Regions from separate parts of the Homo sapiens genome. Here region 1 is linked to region 2. Evidence: chromatin contacts called from ENCODE POLR2A ChIA-PET data. All regions are on one chromosome and are shown on one strand. Each heading gives the region's core, a stretch centred on a gene start or an enhancer-like site at or near the end of the contact. The rest is flanking DNA. Distances are from core to core; before and after follow the strand shown.

The links. ChIA-PET counts read pairs that join two places held with the same protein, here RNA polymerase II (POLR2A).
Region 1: POLR2A ChIA-PET joins it to region 2 with 10 read pairs in WTC11. The contact joins two enhancer-like sites. POLR2A ChIA-PET finds 5 or more read pairs at or near these places in 4 of 52 experiments (AG04450, WTC11, activated CD4-positive, alpha-beta T cell and 1 more).

What each region holds. Positions count from the first base shown.
Region 1 is chr4:87,121,088-87,123,979 of GRCh38, forward strand. All of the region lies in intron 12 of AFF1 (ALF transcription elongation factor 1), which reads left to right. Among named protein-coding and RNA genes, the nearest start is that of KLHL8, 98 kb to the right of the region's middle. Within about 2 kb of position 1,349, at least 9 of the 41 ENCODE cell types and tissues checked have a DNase peak (open chromatin) inside an H3K27ac peak, as active enhancers do.
Region 2 is chr4:87,037,549-87,040,471 of GRCh38, forward strand. The region is part of intron 2 of AFF1 (ALF transcription elongation factor 1); the gene reads left to right. Among named protein-coding and RNA genes, the nearest start is that of AFF1, 100 kb to the left of the region's middle. RefSeq lists enhancers at 1-401, 1,555-2,306 and a silencer at 1,387-1,536. Within about 2 kb of position 1,468, at least 27 of the 41 ENCODE cell types and tissues checked have a DNase peak (open chromatin) inside an H3K27ac peak, as active enhancers do.

The DNA of each region.
Region 1 (2,892 bases), core at 99-2,598, 83 kb after region 2:
AATTCGTCAGCCGGCAGCCTCCCTTTGTGGAAGGTGAGGCACCATCCTTGAGACAACTAACCTAGTAGAAAAAGAATTTCTGAAACCCAGACCTTAAGCCAGATTCCCTGAAGTGGGGATGACCTGGGGATAAACCACAGGGCAAAGGGACTCCTTTTTCCTCCTGAAGAGAGAGTATCACCTCATCTGAATGGCTTCTTGACCCAGAAAAATCTAAAGAACAGCATGCCTCCTGTTTTACGGCAGGTCTTGTTCTTGGAATTTTGGTCTGCATTTCTGCTCACCCAATATTGCATGGCTCCCATGTTAATGACCCTTTCCTACATCCATCCACTTAAAGTTGTAATGCAGTCCTGCATCCAGTGCCCTCAGCTGTGTCCCTGAGCTGTTAAGCTGAATTTCTGTGCCAACTGACAAATACCGAGTGCCTACTCTGGGGAAGCCTCTGTGGCTGTTCCAGACAGAAGATGACAAAGTTCTAAGTGCATAGTGTACAAAAAACCACTAACTTCATGCCCGCTGGCTTGATCTCAACAGTTAAGCAAAATCAGCAGAAGGGGACTTTTGCTTTATTTAGTTTGATGGCTTCCTTTCTACCAGCTTATAGAATATTATCTGCTTCTAGGTTGCTAAATATCAATATAAAGCATATTATTCCAGTAAGTGCCAATGCAGTTGTTAGATGCTGGCGCTGAAGTTAGTGCTCACTGCATTCTCTCTTGTTGGCTGTCTACTTGAGTCACCGATTGGCACAGCCAGAGCTATAACCAGTCTGTGAGGATTGATTTGCCCTGACTTGTATCTTCATGTGTGGTCTATAAGGTCTGCCAGATTGGCTTATAGTCACAACCAGCATGTCCTAAGCAAAATGAAACTATATGAACAAAAATCAGCTCTCATTTCACTGCTAGACTTTGGTGTTTTCTTTAAGAAGTAGCCTTGTTAATGCTTAGTTTTGCCTTGGGGGCCTTAATGTGTCATTAACTGCCTGGAAATACCTTTCATTTAAAAAAGTATACTTTAGTACCTAATGTTCAATTTAGTATCGATCTGGATATTTTAGCAAATTTTGACTTTTCAAAGACAAAGTTTCTGTCTTGTAATGTTTCTTGGGCCGGCTATACTGCCTTTCATCTAAAACTCACTACAGTTCACTGGGCCGTTTGGTAACAGGGTAACCTGGGCATAATTAGGTGCTTGATTGACAAGAGAGTTACCAGTACCAGAAGTCAGGTTCTATTTTAACCCCATCATTTCCAATTGATTGTTTTTCTCTCCACCATTATTCACTGTCTCTCAAGTGTTAGCACTCTGAGTTGTTGAACGGAGGTTTGTATGCTGCGCAGAGCCCTGTCGCAATGCCCCAGCAAGCTTCTTGTTGGCATGTGGCCACTCTAAATTGTGCTCCAGGATCTGCTATGGGTCCATGCTTGCAGGAGAAACAGCTGTGTAGAATTTCCTATTGCATTTCATTTGTGGGTTTAGAACTCGGTTGCTTATTTCATATTGTCTCCCTTTTCAGTCCTTCAAGGTACATTTTTCCAACTTCTCTAATGAATTATTACATTTCTGAGTAGCTGATATGTTTTTATCTTATCTAAGCAGTATATTTATAATTCCTTCTTTGCATTGGCTAATCTGATTAGTAGTTCAGAACCCAATTTTCAGATTGTCTATAGCAAACTGTGAAGAACTGTGCTGTCAAGTAGAAATAGAATATAAGCCACATATGTAATTTAAACTTTTCTAATACCACATTAAAAACTATAAAAGGGGAGGAAATGGAAAATTAGTAAAAAAAAAAAAAAAAAAAAAAAAATTCTTTTTGAGACAGTCTCATTCTGATGCCCAGGCTGGAGTGCAGTGGCGCAATCTCAGCTCACTGCACCCTCCACCTCCTGGGTTCTAGTGATTCTTGGCCTCAGCTTCCTGAGTAGCTGGGACTACAGGCACGCACCACCACACTCGACTAATTTTTATGTTTTTAGTAGAGATGGAGTTTCACAATGTTGGCCAGACTGGTCTTGAACTCCTGACCTCAAGTCATCCATCCACCTTGGCCTCCCAAAGTGCTGGGATTACAGGCATGAGCCACCGCGCCCAGCCTAACATTTTAATAATTATATCTAATCCAGTATACCTAAAAGATTACTTTAATCAACTCCCAAAATATGTAAGTCTGTTATACATCAGTAAAAAAATCAATATAAAAATATTACATTCTCTTTTTTCTACTAAGTCATTTCAGACTAACACCATTCAAGTTCAGGTGCTCCCTAGATGTGGCTGTGGCTGCAGCTGCCAGATGGTAGCATGCAGGACAGTGAGAACTGATAGCCTCCCGAGGGTACGAGCCTTCACTTGGCCTTAATTTATTTCTTCCTCCTGTATTTTCCCTTCTTAACATTCTCACTTGTGCACATGCCGCAAGATTAAAAACAGGTATCTTTGTAAGCCACTCTGAAGGAAGCCGTTTTGAAACAAGACACTGCATAAATGAATAAAAGTGTCTTTTCCAAAGGAGCCTGTGAAGGGCTGGATGGATGTGCAGATGCAGGCACACTGATTTGTAGGATGCCAGGAGAAGGGAATTTTGTTTTTTTTCTGTTTTCTATTATTTTGTGTGGAGCCAGGCTGCTTATTGGTGTCTGGGCAGATTTGGAGCCTACACATCTTAAATTATTCATTTTTCTTAAACTCGGGAGGAGAGGAAGACACAGGAAAACTGGGACCTCCCACAGTTAATTTGAAGTTTTTTATTTTTTAAGAGAGGATTTCAGGTTTGTTAGGGATTGTCCTAAATTGACTGGTGTCCCAGATTTCTAACTTGGTGACCTGACACTTAGGAAGTTTCGTTCTAAATGCACATGAGAATTAATTGAAGGGTCTCAC
Region 2 (2,923 bases), core at 218-2,717:
GTGATCTGCCCGCCTCGGCCTCCCAAAGTGCTGAGATTACAGGCATGAACCACTGCTCTCGGCCCTGCTTGGTAGGTTTTTGTGAAATGTATCCTTTCAGACCTTTGCTACATATTAATAGGCATACAGAAGTACCTGGCAAGTTCATTTTGAAAGGTAAATTAACATGTCTCTCCTTAGAATTGATGTGACTTTTTAGTCACGTTTGCCCAAGTGTAGAGTCGTTCTCAATTTAAAACTTGCAGGATGCATTTAAGATATGCAAAATATCTTACTGGCTCTGAGTCCTGGAGAGTGTTTATGATGGGTACCAAGAATGTAAATTTCACTGTCATGTATCACCCTCCTAGAGAATGGCAAGAAGTTATGTGGGCAGTGTTTTCAAGGTTGATTTAATTTTGCAAAATGGGGTCACATAAAACTTTAAAAATAAATACTATAATAAATTATAATAAGACTGAGCCTTCTGTGGCAAACAGAAGTGAGTAGCAGAGAGTGCTAATGCATTGAGATAATCCCCTGGGGGCTCTTCCAGGAAAACAACTGACATCGTGCTGTTTTGTCATTGTAGTTGGCTGATATTTTTAATATGAAATCAGATTGTAAGACTTTGTTTTAGGATTAAGTCTCTGATTACTTTCTTTATAAATTTTAAGAATGTTATTCATGTTAGTTATTGAGAGTGAAAACCCTGGGACGATTTAGCTGAGTGATTTTTATTATGAGAAAGTCTCTTACAAATTCTTTCACATGGATGGAGAGACGAAAAAAATCTCCCTTCTTTGAAGCAACATTTTATCCTGCCTTCAGACATGGAGTCACTTTGATTTCTCATGTTTAAATTGTATTTGGAAGTCAAACTAGTATTGTGCTTGGAGGTATGTTGATGCTTTTTCATAAAGCCAATGTGTGAAAAATGTTTCCCGCATGTTAGATGGTAGGAATAGGGGAATGTGGAAACAAAAGGCCAAAAGATGGACTTAGAAAGTTGAGATGTGGCTTTTAAAATGAAAAAGTCACTTACATGGTGTGGAAGAACCCTAGCATCCTGTCTTTTTGCCTCCCTGTTTGTGACAGATCTCTATCTCACCATCCTCTAAGCTGGGATTGCCGAACTTTTGTGTTTATTTGTTGCTCTATCCTTTGTACATTCAAATCAGAATGGCATAGTGCTTCTAAACAGTAATAAGACTTAATCCTTTCCAGAGTTAATGTACACTGTTGATTTTAGGATTTTCCCTTTCCTTCCTGCCAGATGTCTCCATCCTTATGAAGATAAATATATAGGAGAAATCACACTCTGTCATCCAAGAGAGAGTTAAAAATTTAAACTCGAATTCTAGAGAGTTGGTGACATGTATCAGAGGAAGGCCTATGTGAAGTGACCAGTCAAGGGTGATAAATGGGTAGTCAGCTGTGCACAGCCAGCCCTGTGGGCCGTGAGTTGCCATGGAAGCACCGAATGGCATTCAGCAATCCCGCATGACTAACCTAGTTTAGCAGCAGGGCCCATGGGCTCCAGCCTGGGAGAAGGTGCTTACAGCCAGATGATACCAGAGCCAACACACTGCCCCACGTCTCATGCCCAACTTGGGCCTTTCTGTTACTATCTTTTCCTCATCCACATATGCTATTTCCTTTTTTAGTGTGAAGGAAAGAGAAAAAGGAATCACTCTCACTAATCCTTACAGAGTTGTGATTTCTTACATTTTACCACAATATTTTAAACACATCCATCCCTACCCCCAAGAAGCATTTGAAAAGTCAGTAAATGTGCCCTGACAGGCCCCAGCATGGGGTTGACTAAATGACTGTATTGAGGGGCTGAACAGGCAGCTCTGAATTCCTCAGGATTTTCACCACCTTTCTGAAAGTGAGAGCATTCTGGCACGTTTTAGCTTTCCAAAGCTTCATTCAAGCTCTTGTGCTGAGTTAGTGGATTCGGTCAGTGAAACGTCTGTGGCACAGTCCCCCTTTCATGGCTTGAGTGTTTATGTTCTGCAGGTGAGTTTTCACATGTGACTGATCTCACCAGGCACTGGACACTGAAGCCTGTGGTTCTCCCCATTTCTAGTTCACTTAACTAAAATACAAATGTGGAGGAGGTGGCTTGATGAATTCTGTAGAGATCTTTTGATACATCAGGTTGAACCTCAAAGATGGTGGACAGTAGTATATGATCTGAAGGCAAGAACTTGGCTACTGAAAGGAGAATTATTTCCCTATTTAAATAGATTTTTGCAGACTTCCAGTAGAACTCATGGTGTCTGTGGAGTGGTCAGACTTTGCATCCTCCTTCCCAGGGGCACATCAGAGGCTCTGAAACAAGAATTGTAACACAGTTTTTATATTTATTTATTTATTTATTTTTGAGATGGAGTCTCGCTCTGTAGCCCAGGTTGAAGTGCAGTGGCGCGATCTCGGCTCACTGCAGCCGAGATCTAGCGATTCTCCTGCCTCAGCCTCCCAAGTAGCTGGGATTACAAGCACGTGCCACTACGCCCGGTTAATTTTTGTATTTTTAGTAGAGACAGGGTTTCGCCATGTGGGCCAGGCTGGTCTCAAACCCCTGACGACCTCAGGTGATCCTCCCACCTCGGCCTCCCAAAGTGCTGGGATTACAGATGTGAGCCACTGTGACCGGCCCACAGTTTTTATAACTGAAAGAGCAGCTTCATGCCATTGGCCATCCTTCTCTCAAAGGGGTCCTCTGTTAGGTCGTTCCTCAAGGACAGGCCTGTGTGGATCAGTTTAACCAAACATCAATTTTGTGGCTCTGAGATGACCCTGCTGGCGGAGATGATACTAAATTGTTGATGTGTACCTTTTTGAGACTAAAGAAATATGAGTGGTTATAAGTTAGCACACTTTAGCACACCTTCTTTGTCTTCACTGCTTTATTTAACGCAGCCTGACAGCTTTG